Linked DNA regions of Mus musculus: region 2 is linked to region 1. Evidence: chromatin contacts called from ENCODE POLR2A ChIA-PET data. All regions are on one chromosome and are shown on one strand. Each heading gives the region's core, a stretch centred on a gene start or an enhancer-like site at or near the end of the contact. The rest is flanking DNA. Distances are from core to core; before and after follow the strand shown. Region 1 holds the start of Pnpo (pyridoxine 5'-phosphate oxidase). Region 2 holds the start of Sp2 (Sp2 transcription factor).

Region 1 (7,649 bases), core at 3,355-5,854:
GGGTCCTGGAGACTGAACTCAGTTTGTTAGGCTTAGAGGTAAGTGCCTTCGGCTACCTAGCTATCCCTCTAACCCTTGCGTGAAATCTTTGGGGTCAAGGTGACATCATTAAAGGAACTGTAGCAGTCACAGGAGGTGGCAGTTGCACTCAGAGGTCAGAGGACGTCAGGTTCCACTTCTATTGCTCTCCACCTTATTCCCTTGAGACAGACGGACGGTGTCTCCCACTAAACCCAGACATGACTTTAGTCATTACAGATGAGCCCTTCCTGAGCATGCTTGCTGGCTAGGATTTTGAGACTGAGCCACAGAAAGTAAGACGAGTGTCATCTCCTCAGCCCACCTCAGAGAAGCTCCCAGGCTCATGGATAATACCGGCCACATTGAATGGACACCACAGACCAAGTCTGGGAAGCTATCTAGGTCTATCAGGAAGGGCTTAACCACAAAGCCCCACAAGGGAGGACACTGATAAGGTCTGGCCTTCCCAAGTCCCACCCTAGCAAGGCCTGAAACTAGGGGCCCTGATAAGCTATGGGGCCGGGAAAGGGGAGCAGCCACCTGCCAGCAGGAAGTCAACCTTCATCCTGTCATGGGACTTGTCTCTCTAAGCTGAATTCACTAAGGCCAAGGCTTCCTGAATCTTTAGAGTCCCAGTCTACGTCATTGCTCAGACACACAGCCTCATCCGGCACCCTCCTGGAAAGCAGGAGGGTGTATCACACCAGTATCATTACCACCTTGGCCTCCTCAACATCCTCCCTCCCCAATTCCAAGCCACTCCTCTCATAGAACCTCAACATCCATGGCTTCAAGCGCCATTTTGGAAGCTCATGACACGAACTGGTATCACCAGCCGAAGGCTTTCCCTCAGATTCCAACTTCCACTTTCCAGCCCAACCAAACATGGGTGTCCCATAAAACTTCAACAGTTAATGAATTCATCTTTTCCCAAAATTTCTTCAACTGGTAAGTAGCAGCAGCCAGCCAGCCTAAAGTCAGTCCCGGTGAGCCGCTCTCTCCCTATAGTCCCTCTCAATACTTATACATTAGCCACACCCCCGCCCCCGCCCCCAGCTTCCACTTGGACAACACTATAGCTATCCCCAGCAGCTTCTGGCCACTAGCCTCACCCTCCCTCCCTTGTCATCCACTGGGTCACCAGAGTGTGGAGGCAGAGGCAGGTGGATCTCTGTGAGTTCTAGGACAGCCAAGGCTACACAGAGCATCCCTGTCTCAAAAAGCCAAAAATAGATAGATAGATAGATAGATAGATAGATAGATAGATAGATAGATGTGTGTGCCCGGCATGGTGGTGCATGACTGTAATCTCAGTACTAAGGAGGCAGAGGCAGGGGGATGTCTGTGAGTTTATGGTCAACTTGGTCTACACAGCAAGTTCCAGAAAAGGCAGAGCTACATGGAAATAAATGGTCCTGTATAAAAAAATAAATAAATAAATAAATAAAAAGAAAAAGAAAAAAGAAACAAAAAAAGAAAGGAAAAAAAGAAAGAAAACTTTAGAAACAAACAGTTAAGACAAAAGACATAGCCCCTGAACCCTGAACTTCTCTGTTTCATCCCGAGAAAGCGAGAAAGCGAGAAAGCGGTGTAGCTCTGTGAAATGCCATTGTGCAAGACACTGCTTACTGAGTTGGGCCTGTCTCCAGAAAAGAACACTACTACAAAGTCGGAGGATGGCGAACGAAGCCCCAGGAAGAAAATGCAGAGCCAGTTCGGAAAAACAACAAAAGGAAGCGAAGTGTCTCCAGGGCTCGGTCCTTATGCATGGAAGGCTCGCTTTGTGGTTTAGCCACCAAATCCCACTTAGCAGAAAAGCAAAACACAAGCCTACTTGTTAACTTCCAGACAAAAGGAAAATACAGAGAAGGAGTCAACAGCAAACTTCCCTAGACTGTTGCCTGGGAAGAGAGCGGCAGTTGGACTCCGGCTCTTTTTCCTTCCCCATCTGGTTTGGCTTAGTTTCTATGGAGCTGCGGCTGGAGTCCAGTGCCTGGTGCACGGGATGCCAGCGCTCTGCCACTGGGCCACCCCCCCCACCCCACCCCCAGCCCTTAATAAAGCCTTTCTTTGGAGATAAATTCTTGCTCAGCTGCCCAGGCTGGCCTCAAACTCATAATCCTCCTGCCTCAGCCTCTTAGGTAGCTGACTAGCAGACACATTCCACCACACCTGCCACTCCCCCCCCCCCCCAAGGTCTTAAACAAACAGAAACACCCACCAGGAATGTAGATTTGTAGCTACACAATGTCACAATATAAAGAATTGGAAACACTGTGTCTAAAAGATGGGCCCTCACTACCTTCAGGGGTGGGGCAGGTGCATCAGGTTGCTGTTTGAGCATCTCATCGATTTCTAGCTACTTGGCTTCAGCAGCATCTCACCGCTCCAAGGGCCCAGATGCATCAGCTGTTACTGGCCACCTTCCCTCTTCCTAAACACCTGTTCCACTGCCCATCTGGCAAATACCCTTTAAGACAATCTTCAAGGGCTGGAGAGATGGCTCAGGGGTTAAGAGCACTGCCTGCTCTTCCAGAGGTCCTGAGTTCAATTCCCAGCAACCACATGGTGGCTCACAACCGTTTGTAACAGGGATCCAATACCCTCTTCTGCTGTGTCTGAAGACAGCGACAGTGTACTCATTTATATAAGATAAAAAAATGTTTAAGACCGACCATCTCCAGTCGGCTCCCACAAGGAAGCCTTTCTGCACTGATTGGCCCCCTTCGGTTCAGTTTTCCTTTGCCTAACAGGACCATGCTAACCACCTGCGACTCTCTCTGGCTCACAGACCTGCCAGTGTGGCCAGGAATCATGCTATGGCCTTCACTTTGGTACTGTAAGACCTGGCTCAATGCCTAGCCTAAAGGCAGTCTCTGGTAAATGTTTATTGAATGGATAGGCTATATAAATACACATCTCATGGTTGTTGTGTGGTTTTGTTTTTTGGTTTTGGAGGTTTTTTTGTTTTGTTTTGTTTTGGTTGGTTGGTTGGTTTTTCGTTTTTTTGTTTGTTTGTTTGTTTTTCCTTTTTAAGGCTGTGCAGCTGGTATTAATCCCATGATCCTTTCCCTCTGCCTCCCAAGGGCTGGAGTCCCAGCTGTGTGGCGCCACACCCAGCTCATGATCCTGTCTTGGAAGTCTCAGTACCTAGGAAGCTCTTGCTCCAAAGAAAGAGCAGCCCCGGGAATAGAAAAAGAGAGTGGACCTTATAAGGGATGCTGATGACTAACTACTACAGTCCACTGCAAGAGCCAGACGACTCTCCCCATCCTGCTCATGGGAGAAAACGACAATGCACCAAAAATTCTAGGCTAGCCTCACGTTTACTATGTAGCCAAGGCTGGCCTTAGTCTAAGTGCTGAGACAACCGGCAGGCATGCACCACTTTTCTCAGCAAGCTTCCTTCCTCTTGCTTCTGTGCAGCAGATTGCGCTGGCTCAAGCTGTAGACAGAGGATAATGAGTTCCCACTGCAGACACCAAGGCAGGCCAAGAAGGTCTCTTACCTGGCACAGTGCTGGGTGCCTGTCTACATGGCTCTTGGGGCTCCCACTCCGGATACTGGTAGACACCAGGGCTACAGAGTCATCTTCCACCACGGGCTGCCCCAGGCAGATCAAAGCTGGAAGAAGCGTTGTGAGGATTTCCTACTTCTCTCTCAGCCAGACATCCACCACGTGAAGTCAGCGTGCAGGCGCCGCACCTGTTCCCTGTATCCTTGGCTGGCTATTGCCAAAAACTATGCCTCCCACTACCTAGAAAGGAACAACAAAGAAATAAAAACAGCAACAACAACAAGAAGAAATATGAAAAGGAGGAAATAACCAAGTTGAAAGAGGTTTAGGAAAGGGACAGCCCTTCCATCTGTTAGAGCAGTGGCTAGTAGTAACTCCACTGCATTGGGTATAGGATGCCCTGAGCCCAGCCCAACCCTTAGGAAAGGGTTACAAGTTAGAAGGGAAGACCATTCTGCTCTGGGGTAGCCTGATTCCAATTTCTGTCTTCTTTCTATTCAGCTGACTCCCTTCTCGCCTCAGAGTCTCCTTCCTGACCCCAGAGTGCTTCCCCAGTCCCCAGAGTATCAGCCCACCACCACGACCCTCAGCACCTGCCCTGCGGTTTACAAGGCAGTTTCAGTCTCTCCTTACTCTCAAGCCACAATCTTCTCCCTCAGTCTCTCCCTGTGTCCCTAACACCTTTGCTTCCGAGTCCGGCCCCCAAACCATGTTTTCTTGCCCAGTCTTCCAACCTCCGCTGCGCCAGGAGGGGATCCCTGCCCTACGTTCTTCTTCAGTAGCCCGCCACTGGCCGGCCACTTACTGCGGACCTCTCCTCTCCAGCCCCGAGACTTCGCCCCGCCCTCGCCTTGGCTGCTGTCCCTATACCTTTAACAAACCTCCACGTGCTTCTTAAACGGCGGTGACAGCATTTCCTTGTCTCTCTGCTCCCGCCCCTGGAGGCGCTGCCCATTGGCTGCTGGGTTCCTTCATTCCCGCTCTAATTGGTCTCGCTCCAGGTAACTCAAACCAATAAGCTCTCCAGGTATGGATCCCTGCTCTGGTCCTGGACAGCTATTGGTTGATCCTAGGCACCTTGGTTCCGAGAACTTAGGACTTACTAGCTTGTCTGGGGCTCTAGTAAATTCTTCCTTCCCAGGCTAGACACACAGGCTGAGCAATTGGTTCCGAACCCAGGGCCAGGCGACGCTGGGTCACGTGGCCGACTGCTTACATGACGTGCGGGCTGCTGAGCGTCACTGTGACGTTCAGGAGACCTGCGAAGTGGACGGGCTACCTCCGTCACCTGTGCTGTCGGGGTGCAGTCATGGACCTGGGACCAATGCGCAAGAGTTACCGCGGGGATCGAGAGGTGCTGCCGCTGCCGCCGGGACACGGAAAGGGGGTGTCCCTAAATTAGCAAAGGGTTGGAGGAGCGCCTTGTGCTTTCAGGGGCCACTTACAAGGCAACGGGATTTAGGGGTCACCCTGATGGGAGAAGAGGGTTTCAGAGACAGCTACTGGGGAGGGCCTCAGGGGAACCGTGGATTAACGTGTACTCATAGACCCCTTGACATCAGAACCCACCTGTGTTGGAACCCAGCCCTTTTCTGACTGTCTCGCTGTGGACAATTTATGCTCTTTGGGCCTCAGTTTATCCACCTGTAAAGTGGTGATACCTACTTCACAAGGATGCTGTGGGTTTGGGGGTTTTCTCATTTTTTACATTTTTATACATTTAGAGTGTACATGTGTTTATACATGTATGACAGGCGACAACTTTCAGGAGTTTTTTGGTTTTTGTTTTTGTTTTTTTTTTTTTCCCACCATGTCGTAGGTCACCAGGAATGAACTCAGGTTGTCAGGTTTCGTGGTAGATGTCTTTACCAGTCTATATTTAGGCATTTGTAAAATGCTTAAAACAGTCATAAACGTGATATAAATTTATAAAGGAGCGGAAGCTGGGCTTGTAGCTGAGTGTTGTGGAGTCTTGCCTGGTGTGTATGAGGGTTCTGGGTTCCACCTTTGGCACCAAATGAACTAGGCACAGTGGATCCAGAGTTCAGGGTCCGGCTACACAGTGAGTTCAAGGCTAACCTGGAAGCTCTTCGTTTTAACCTCCCTCATCATGATCTTCTCCCCACTCAGGTCAGGGACCAAGAGATCAGTTCTGGGATTGGGATCCAGAGCTACAGTGGCCAAGTGTGCTTATCCGTGAACATCTGCAGGAGTGCTTGACTGAGATGTAGGCTCTTGTGAAACCTTAGAACTACTTCATGAAAAAGAATGAGGTGACCCACAGGAACTTCAGCACACTCCAGCCCTGGTTCATCCCTTCCTCCTTAGGAGACTCAGGGACTTACTGGGCCGTTTTATGCCTGTTTCACCATCTGTAAATGGACATAGAACCTACTTCCTGAGTAGTGTTTTGTTTGGTTGGTGTTTTTTTCTTTCTCTCATGGTCATCATTATGATGGCTAAATGCATTTACATTTGAAAAACATCTCAGCCCATTGCCAGGCACAGAGTAAACATTGTTCATTCGCTGACATCAACCTCTCTTTCTAGGCATTCGAGGAGACTCATCTGACCTCTCTGGATCCCATGAAGCAGTTTGCTTCCTGGTTTGACGAGGCTGTTCAGTGTCCGGACATAGGAGAAGCCAATGCTATGTGTGTGGCTACCTGCACCAGGTACACACAGCCTGGGGCCTCTGTGTGGGTGGGTCCAGATGGAGATTAGGAAGTGCTCTCAACATTATTATATCTTTAGTTCCGCTATTAAAGCCAGCCTTCTCTGAGCCCCAGTAAACCAGTCCTTAACTGGTAAACCAAAGCCAGATCACTGAATACTCTCTAGTGATAAAATGCAGTTCCTTATACATCTCCATCCCTAATGTATCCCCTCACGGCCCTTGGCCTCCCTCAGGCTCCTATCTGCTCACCCCTCATGGCCCTTGGCCTCCCTCAGGCTCCTATCTGCTCAAGCCCTGACTTTTGGAGCTATATCTGCTGGGACTGGCCCTGAGGCCCTATTCTCTCTCTCTCTCTCTCTCTCTCTCTCTCTCTCTCTCTCTCTCTCTCTCTCTCTTTTAAGGATTTATTTATTTATTATATGTAAGTACACTGTAGCTGTCTTCAGACACCCCAGAAGAGGGCATCAGATCTCATTACAGATGGTTGTGAGCCACCATGTGGTTGCTGGGATTTGAACTCACAACCTTCAGAAGAGCAGTTGGCACTCTTAACCGCTGAGCCATCTCTCCAGCCCCCTTATTCCCTCTCTTGAAACCCAGCATGGGAATTACCAAGCAGTCATACCCTGTGAGAAATCTCTAAGGTCAGCCTCCTTATTCAGCTCCTCTTGTCCCTTCTCACTAAAGCACCAGGCATCAAGATGGGGCTTTGACACCCTCAGTGTTACTCAGAGCTCTGAGCAGAGGGCCGTCCACCATTGCTTCTCTGCGTGATGCATTAGTTCAGTGTGTTGGCGGTCCAGTCTCTCCCAGCAGTGCACGGTTTTCATCAATGTCGGAGCAAAGTACTATAGGCAACAGGGGTTTACTGTTTATACTTCTGGAGGCTAGAAGTCTGAGAGCAAGTGGTTGTCAGGGGCGGTGTCTGGTGATGCCTCTGAAGCTAGCCACCCCCTTACCGTGTCTTCATGTGACCTTTGAGAGAGCCCCCACTCTGTCTTGTCTCTCTTTCTCTCTCTTCTTACAAAGACACCAGTCTTACTGGATTCGAGAGAGTCCTACCCCATGGACTACATTTAATCTTAATTGCCTTCCTAAAACCTCTTATCTTCCAAAAACAGTCACACGGTGGTTAGGGCAGTGTGCCATACATCCCTTAAGGGGGGTACTGATTGAGCCACAAAGAGCCCCCAGACAGTGGAATCACACTTATACCTCCTGGACAGGTTCCTAAGGGCACTGTTTGATGGCATCGGAGCCCACAACTTGACTCTCTGCCGTCTTTCTCTTTCAGTTTATGTCTATGCATTTGTCTATATGATTTACACCATTGACATTTGCCTCCATAAGGGGGGCATGGCTGGGGCGTGGCTGGGCATGGCTAGAGGGGTTGCTCCGGGGTGAGAACAGTGGGTTGGGTTCTGACCTGGTGCT
Region 2 (7,649 bases), core at 1,862-4,361, 34 kb before region 1:
ACAGAGTGAGTCTACAGGGCTACACAGAGAAACCCTGCCTGGAGAAACGAAAAAAAAAACCAGATAGCCAAAACCCAAAAACAAACAAACAAACTGACAGGCTTTAAAAGGGCTGAACCATTCATTTTAAAACTATTGGTACCAGTTGGGTCTGGTGGCCCATGCCTGAGAGCCTAGCACTTGGGAGGTAGAGGCAGGAAGATCATGAGTTCTGGGCAAGCCTGGGCTATTTGAGACCCTGTCCTAAAAACAACTAACCACCCAATCACTACTACTGGTGAATCCTAGGTTTTCTCACTGTCCCCCACCCACACTTTTCATGTGTTCTTCATGAGAGGGCCTCTGGGAAGGACAGAGTTAGCTACCTCCAGCTTTGTCCTAGAAGAGGTTTCCACCCAGCAGGATAGTCAGCCCCACCTCCCCACCAAAACCCCTGCACCCTAATGTACCTGAGTCACTGAATCCGGGCGGAGCCCTTGGCTACACAGCAAAGCAAGCCAAACTGGAAACTGGCCCTGGGAACAGAATGTATGGGCTAAACAAGTCTTATGCAGATGTAGGAGTATGCAAAGTCATTCTTGAACTCCGAATCCATTTCCTGATCATCTCGGATAGAAGGCCCAGTTCTTCCACTGTAGCTCAGTCCCTTAGGGCAGCCATGAGGGAGAATGGGGCTCAGTGGTAGAGACTGCCTCCGATGTGGGAGGTCCTGGCCTTGATTCCCTAGCCCTGAAACAAACAGAAGTGAAAGAGTGGGAGAAGGGAGTCCTTCATGTAAGCCAGTGACAGACCAGGGCAGCCAGCACAAGCAAGGCGAAGCTTGACTGGGCAGGAGTGAAGAGAACAGATTTTGTAGGACAAAGGAAAGGCTTACCTAAGAAGAAAGGGAACTCCTATGTGTTTAGGGACTGTGACACCTTTCCTTGAGAGAAAAGACTAGGGAAGCAAAGAAAGGTGGGGAAAGGCATGAAAGACAAGAGCATGGAGGGTATGTGTGCGTGTGTGTGTGTGTGTGTGTGTGTGTGTGTGTGTGTGTGTGTTTGTGTGTGTAAGGGTGAAGGACCCAGTTTAAGCAGAAAGCTTTGATTTTATAAAGGACATAGAGTCCCAATGAAGGAACGGTGCGTGGGCACACATGTGCACACGGACGCCAGAGCAGGACATACACTGGGTCCTGCTCTGTTGCTGTGTCTCACAAAGCCTGGAGCTAGGTTGGCCACTGGCAGACTCCAGCCATCCTCCGGTCTCCGCCCTGACCTCACATGTGAGAGGTGGGGTTACAGAGGCTGAACTCCAGCTTTTCACACGGGCTCTGAACTCAGGCCTCTTGTGTTTGAACAGCAAGTGACATCTTCCCAGCCCCAAGTGAAGGATTCTAGCTCCAGAACTGATAGCATCTGATGTTTGGTGTTTCAAAACCTAACCAGAGAGAGGTAGACTGGTAATTCCAAATTACTACACTCTAAGCATTTGGCTCTTTATTGTTTATTTATTTATTTTTTTGTTTGTGGTTTGTGGTGTGTGTGTGTGTGTGTGTGTGTGGTTTTTGTTTTAGACAGGGTTTCTCTGTGTAGTCCTGGCTGTCCTGGAACTTTCACTGTAGACCAGGCTGGACTCAAAGTCAGAGATCTGCCAGCCTCTGCCTCCCTGCTGCTGGGATTGAAGGCCTGGGCCACTGCCACCCAGCTTGGCTCTATATTTTGTTATCACTTTATCTCAGCAACCTTTTCTTCGAAGTGACAGGAAGAAGGAGGAGGAAGATAGAAGAGGCGAAGAGAAAATGTAATGAGAGCTGGGGAACAGCTCGACGATACAGTTCATGCTTAGTGTTTATACAGTTCATGCTTAGTGTTGGGGACTTGATCCTCAGCAAATAAGACCCCAGCAGGGATGTATGTGTCTCATCTACCTGCGATCAATGTCTCTCAAATGTTGATTTGGGAAGCTTTGTTACATGTTCTTATAAGTTAATTTACTGGATGTAAAACATTTTTTTCTCACTGTGGGTTAAAACAACAAAACAAAACCAACCAGGAAGGGTGGTACTATGAGGTGGATGTGTGAGTGCTCTGGCTTCAACAAGAGTCTAAGGGTCCACTGCAGATGGGGTGTGGGGTTTCCTACCCACGCAGGTCTCAAGCCAGCGTGAATTCCCTCTGAGTGCTACGTACAGCTTGCCTAAGTTAGTCGTTCGCAGAGGGCCTGGAAGAGAAAGCTAAACCTACCTGTGGTGCCTGTCAAGCACGGCCCCTCATACAGGAGGAGATGAAGCAGAGACCAAGCAGGGTCGCTAGGATGCCAGCGTGCAATTCTGCCCACCTGAGGCGCAGGCTAAAATGCAGATTCTAGGCACACACACCCCGCCCCCCGGGAAATAGCAAATGTAACTAGGGACGACCCTAGGGATCTGCTTTTGATAAAGGCTCAAACACGCCTGTCTGAAGCTGAGAGGATCAGGGAAGCTCTGCGAAACATTGGTGAAGATTAACAGGGGCTTGAGATGACATAATGACAATTCCCTCTAGGAAGTGCCAGGTAACCCAACTCCTGCCAGGTCGTCGACTCTCGAGAGGCGATGGATGGCGGGCGAGGGCCTGAGGTGAAGGCGATGCGCTCACTGGGGGCCGGGCACCGCGTATCCGACAGCTACACTTGAGACTCACCATGCCAGACTGTATTGAGAGATGTATAAGCTCTTTACGGGGCATTTCACAGTAGCACTTCTGATTGGCTTTAGGGCAGATCTATCACTTATCTGCTGGGTTAGAGGTGGGTGGAAGGTCAATTACGACCAATACAAAAACACTTCTCGGCTAAGCCCCTCCTCACCCAGCTTCCTGTTGCTGTCCATCAACCTCCTAGCAGGCGGGACTTTGCCTCCCGCCAGTTGGCTAAAGGATACGTCGTTCATTCCCCCGTTGATTTCCGGTTGGCGACTCCTACCGTCTATCAATGACACTTCACAGTTCTATTGGCCAGACCAACGTCACTCTAGATGCTTCCCAATGATTGGTTGAAAATGCTGTCGGTCCCCAATGTACCAAGCGTTCATTGGTAAAAGCTGCCGTCGCTCGGGCGGTGGCGGGCTCCGGGATTGGCGGGTGCTAGGCGGGCGGTGTCAGGCTCTCGGTGGCGGCGGAGGCGGCGGAGGCCAGGGAGGAAGATGTCGTAATGAGCGGTGGGTCCTGGCGTCTGCCGGCGGCGTCTTCCCGGCCCTCAAGGGTCGGGAAGACGGACAGAGGCCTCGGGGAGGGGAGGCCGGAACCGGGGGTGCCCCCCTGGGACTGGGACTGGCGCCGGGGCCCGGCTACGGGAGGGGCGGGGGAGGAAGGATTCCCGCCCGGAGGAGGAGCGCGGCTGGCCGGCCGGGCGGAGGCACCCGGAAGGGGGCGTTAGACTCCCCGCCCCTCGGAGCCCCGGGCGGGAGGGCGGCGCTTCCGGGGCTGGCAGGCGGCGGGGGCAGCAGGGCGAGCCTGATAACCCCCTTCGCCCCCTCAGCTTGGGTCGCGCCGGGCCTTCAGCCTGCGCCCGAGTTTGCTCCACGCAGGCGGCCGACGCCCCCTCGGGCTCGTCCTGTGGGCAGCCCAGGCTTGGGACCCAGGTGGTGCCAGTCAGATGGGCCCTGCTGGTCTGAACTGCAGCCTGCTGGCCGGGCCACCGCAGTCCCAGAGGGTGGCAGGATTGGAGGGAACGCCCTAGGCAGATGACTGCTGAACGAAAAACCGACTTTTAATGTTTATACCTGGATCCTTGAGCCTGCGGCTAGTATCTGCAAGCTCTTGGAATTTTAGAAGTTTGGAGAACTTGTGGACAGAGCTCCCAGGCTATGGCCCGATGCCCCTTGCGGGGGGTGGGGGGGTTGGGCAAAAATGCACTGGAATTCCAAAAAAGCGTAGGCGCTATCGCTCGTAACAGATGACCTAAGAAATAAAATAGATGCTTTTCTTCATCCGCGTTGCTGGCTTAAGGGTGCTCAGAATCTTCCCTTCCTTCTTAGGTTTCTTTCCCAGTGCCTTATTCTAGTTTTAGTAGAAAAGGAACTGTCTTTTGCGCTGGGCGACTGAGAAACCTGTCCTCTCTACATTCCTTGGTTTTGATTCTAATAGCCTGTCATGTTTAATCGTTTCATAACTAACATGATCCAGGGGGACTCTGTTTGGTTTTTTCTCCTGAACTTTCCCCATTTTTAGGAGGTTACAGGATTATTACATATCAAAATAAAAGTTTGGGCCTGTAGAGGCCTGTCAACGAGGAGAGAGGCAGACCATAGCCAGTGGTCTGTGAGCCAGGAATTGGCCCAAGGGTCCCCTTTATACAGATTTCATTGTAGAAAGGCGATTAACTTTTCAGTGTGTACTGGCAGGAACAGGCTACAGCTGTTCCATGCTGTGCCCTAGAAGGCCCTTGGCATTACAGAGGACAAAACCCTGAGTTGAGACACCCCCCCCCCACCCCCCTGTGGTGATGAAGGTTGAATCCACAAATGTTGGACAAGCACCTCTACGGCTGAGCTGTCTTGGAGGGCTAGAAAGGTTAGGGTGAGCCAGCTCACAGTGAACTGGCACAGGGGATGACAAGAGCCCAGACCACACAGTAGCATTTTCCATTATTGACACAAAGAAGTCCATTGTCTGTAGCGATGAGTATAACTGCAGTGTCTTGTTTTCTTTTAAATTCTTAAGGACAATGAACAGCGCGGATCTCAGAACCTCCCAATAGGGCTTATGTCAGTGTTGCAGTGGTTTCTTATTTAGGTGGTAGGGTGTTGGAGCCTGGTCTTGCTGTGAAGCCCTGGCTGGCGTGTGTTTGTCCTGTGATCTGTGTAGGCCTTGAACTTGAGATCTCTATGCTCCAGCCTCAGCCTCCCAAGTGCCGAGGTTATGGGTGTGTACCAATTTGCTTGGTTTCTAGTGACCAGGCAGACGTCAATCAATACCAGTGACCATGAGTTATCTTTGGCTGAAGTGACGGATGAGCTGTCTAGTTCCAGTCCTCCTACTTGCCTCTTTGAGTAAAATCAACAGCCATTGGGAAAAATAAGCTGCTCTGACACCATTGTGAGCTCCGCAAGCTAGGCTGCTAAAGACACAGGCTCTTTGCCAAAGAAAACTAACTAGGATTTGTCCATAACCGGATCTTCCCCTGGGCACCCAGCTGCTCTGAGGGGAAGAGTTTGACATCCCTGCTGATACTACATAGATGACCTCTACTTAGATTTGATTTAAACATTGGGCCAGGATCACTGAGAAGGCCCAGTGGGTAAAGACACTTGTTGCCAAGTCTGATTACCTGAGGCCTTGTGTCTCACCTGGAAGGAAAGAAACAACTTCAATACTTTTGTACACAAAGACACATACACACAGGGAGGGAGGGAGCACAAAACCAATACATGAATTAGAAGATATCAAAAAATGTGGGCCTGTGGAGGCCTGTCAAAGGGAAGAGAAGCAGTAAAAAAGATTACACGGCAGATGTTTGGGTAAAAAGCCCATCCATGCCGGGCGTGGTGGCGCACGCCTTTAATCCCAGGAGGCAGAGGCAGGTGGATTTCTGAGTTGGAGGCCAGCTTGGTCTATAAAATGAGTTCCAGGACAGCCAGGGCTACAGAGAAACCCTGTCTCGAAAAACCAAAAAAAAAAAAAAAGCCTATCCATTCCAGCAGGTAGAGAAGTTAGTATTTTGGTCTTGACTATCTTAGTTCTTCTAAGTGGTTAAGTGTTTTGGAGAAGTTATAATCCCTTGTAGCAAGCAGTGTCAAGTCTGACCGTTGACGCATATGTGGCAATCCCCAAGCTTTCTTTAAGCAAGTGTTGCCCAACCATGGCCCTTAGAACGACTTTTAAAGTTTCTTGCAGCCAGCTAGTAGACTCTAGCAGTTTTCTAGACCCTGAGCACTCCACTGCTGTAAAAATGGGACTTTTTTTTTTTCTAAGTTTCCTTCAGTCCGTCTCTTCTTTGTTCTATCTACACTCCAACTGGAAGCTTTGCTTGCAGATATTGAAAGTATCAGTCATTATTTTGGAACAAGTGGATAATGGGCACAGAGAGAAAGAGGCAGAGAGACCTTATTGTGAAGGTGTTGTGGAGTGTTGTGAGAGCCTCTGGGTTGACAGCATTATGTAGCCTCATTTTAAGCCTTGTGGGCTGTGAATTTGGAGTAATCTGTTAGGAGATCATATACTTCCTTATATGTTTACTGGGTGGCATGTCTGGACTGTACTTTTGGGTGATTTAAAGGGTGTGTAAACTTCTTCCCAGGATGTTCTAAACCAGGGGCCCAGGCTGGGGATGGTTGATGCACGTAATCCTAACATATTCAAGGTTAAGGCAGGAAGATTGAGAGTTTGAGTCTACCCTAGGTTACTTATCGAGTTGCAGGCTAGCCTGGGCATAGCAAGACCTTGTCTCAAATGAACAAACACAAGGAAATTATACCCACAGGATGGCCCAAATGAGTGGTTCTGCTGGGAGCTTCAGTCACCCGAGCCGTTGGTGCTTCTCTGTACTGCTGTGCAGACTCAGGCATGGCCCATCTCCCTCCTGTCCTTCTTTCTCCTTTCCTTCCACAGCCAACTCTCAGGTCTTTGTTTCTGAAATGTAGATGCAGTTCTGTCTCTTAGGGAGCTTTCTTCATTACCAACCAATGTTTTCATGAGCAGCTTTTCCGAAGACCCCAGGGCAGAAGGTTCTTTTGGAGCCTGGTGGGAAGGTAAAAGTGGTTGAAAGTATGGGGCACGCCAGGCTAAGCAAGAATGAGGCTGGAGGAGGGGCTGGAGGAGGGGGTGGGGGTGTCACTCTCGAGAAGCTCCCTGGTGTCAGTGGTGGACTTGTTCCAGTTGACAAATGGTGAAGTAGAAAACTTTTTCTACTGCTTCATGGGACTCTGAAGGTAAAAACAAAACACAGGCGCAAGTTCAGAATTGGCACCAGCAGCCAGACCTCTCAGTATGCTTCTGGACTGCTCTCTGTCCCTGGCACAAGCATCACTGTGCCTTTCCTCGGGGTGCACTCCAGACTGGCATGCTCTAAGCTGAGACATTGCCCAGTACAGGGCTGAGGGTGGGCAGAGTATCCCATCTTGCTGTTTCTCTGTGTGCCCAGAGGGAGCTCCTGGCAGCATGGAGACATGAAGCTGTCACATCACTGTACAAGCTAGCTGAAGCCCAGCTGTTGGAGTCGGATGATGGGCATCTCATCCCTCAGCTACCTCTCTTTCTGCATCAAGACTGCTTGCTGGGACCGGCCAGCAGCTGCTGAGTTACAGTGCAGAGATTTAGCTTGGGTGGCGAAGGCTAAGTCCTTTGAGAGGCCAGTTTCCCTCTGTGTGGTGATTTAGGCCCTTCAGGTGCCATTCATGTCAGCCACAGGGCAAAATTGGGAAGAATTAGCAGTCATTGCACGTTTCTAAATGTCTCTCTAGAACTTGTTTGTTGGGGTTGTCATCTCTCCTGTGGGATTTGGTAAAAATCACAAAGTGGCTCTTGAGACTGGGAACGGGAATTAGGAAATAGCTAGTAGGTCATGCGATTAGAAGTGAAATAATTCTGCCTCTGGTTTATGTTTAATTGGAAATTGGAGGAGGAAAACAACCAAGAAACAGACAAAGGCTTTTCCCGGGTTTTAGAAGAGTAAATGGAAGCCAGCCTTCC

What was found. ChIA-PET counts read pairs that join two places held with the same protein, here RNA polymerase II (POLR2A).
Region 2: POLR2A ChIA-PET joins it to region 1 with 35 read pairs in Patski. The contact joins the promoter of Sp2 here to the promoter of Pnpo in region 1. POLR2A ChIA-PET finds 5 or more read pairs at or near these places in 4 of 5 experiments (Patski and embryonic stem cell).

Annotation. Positions count from the first base shown.
Region 1 is chr11:96,940,974-96,948,622 of GRCm38, reverse strand. Pnpo (pyridoxine 5'-phosphate oxidase) reads left to right here and starts at 4,604. Exons shown (of 7, transcript NM_134021.2): 1 at 4,604-4,892; 2 at 6,089-6,213. The coding sequence starts at 4,755. It overlaps D030028A08Rik (RIKEN cDNA D030028A08 gene), which reads right to left and starts at 4,477. Exons shown (of 6, transcript NR_003293.3): 1 at 4,409-4,477; 2 at 3,530-3,778.
Region 2 is chr11:96,973,150-96,980,798 of GRCm38, reverse strand. It overlaps Sp2 (Sp2 transcription factor), which reads left to right and starts at 3,111. Exons shown (of 7, transcript NM_001080964.2): 1 at 3,111-3,178. The coding sequence starts at 3,172.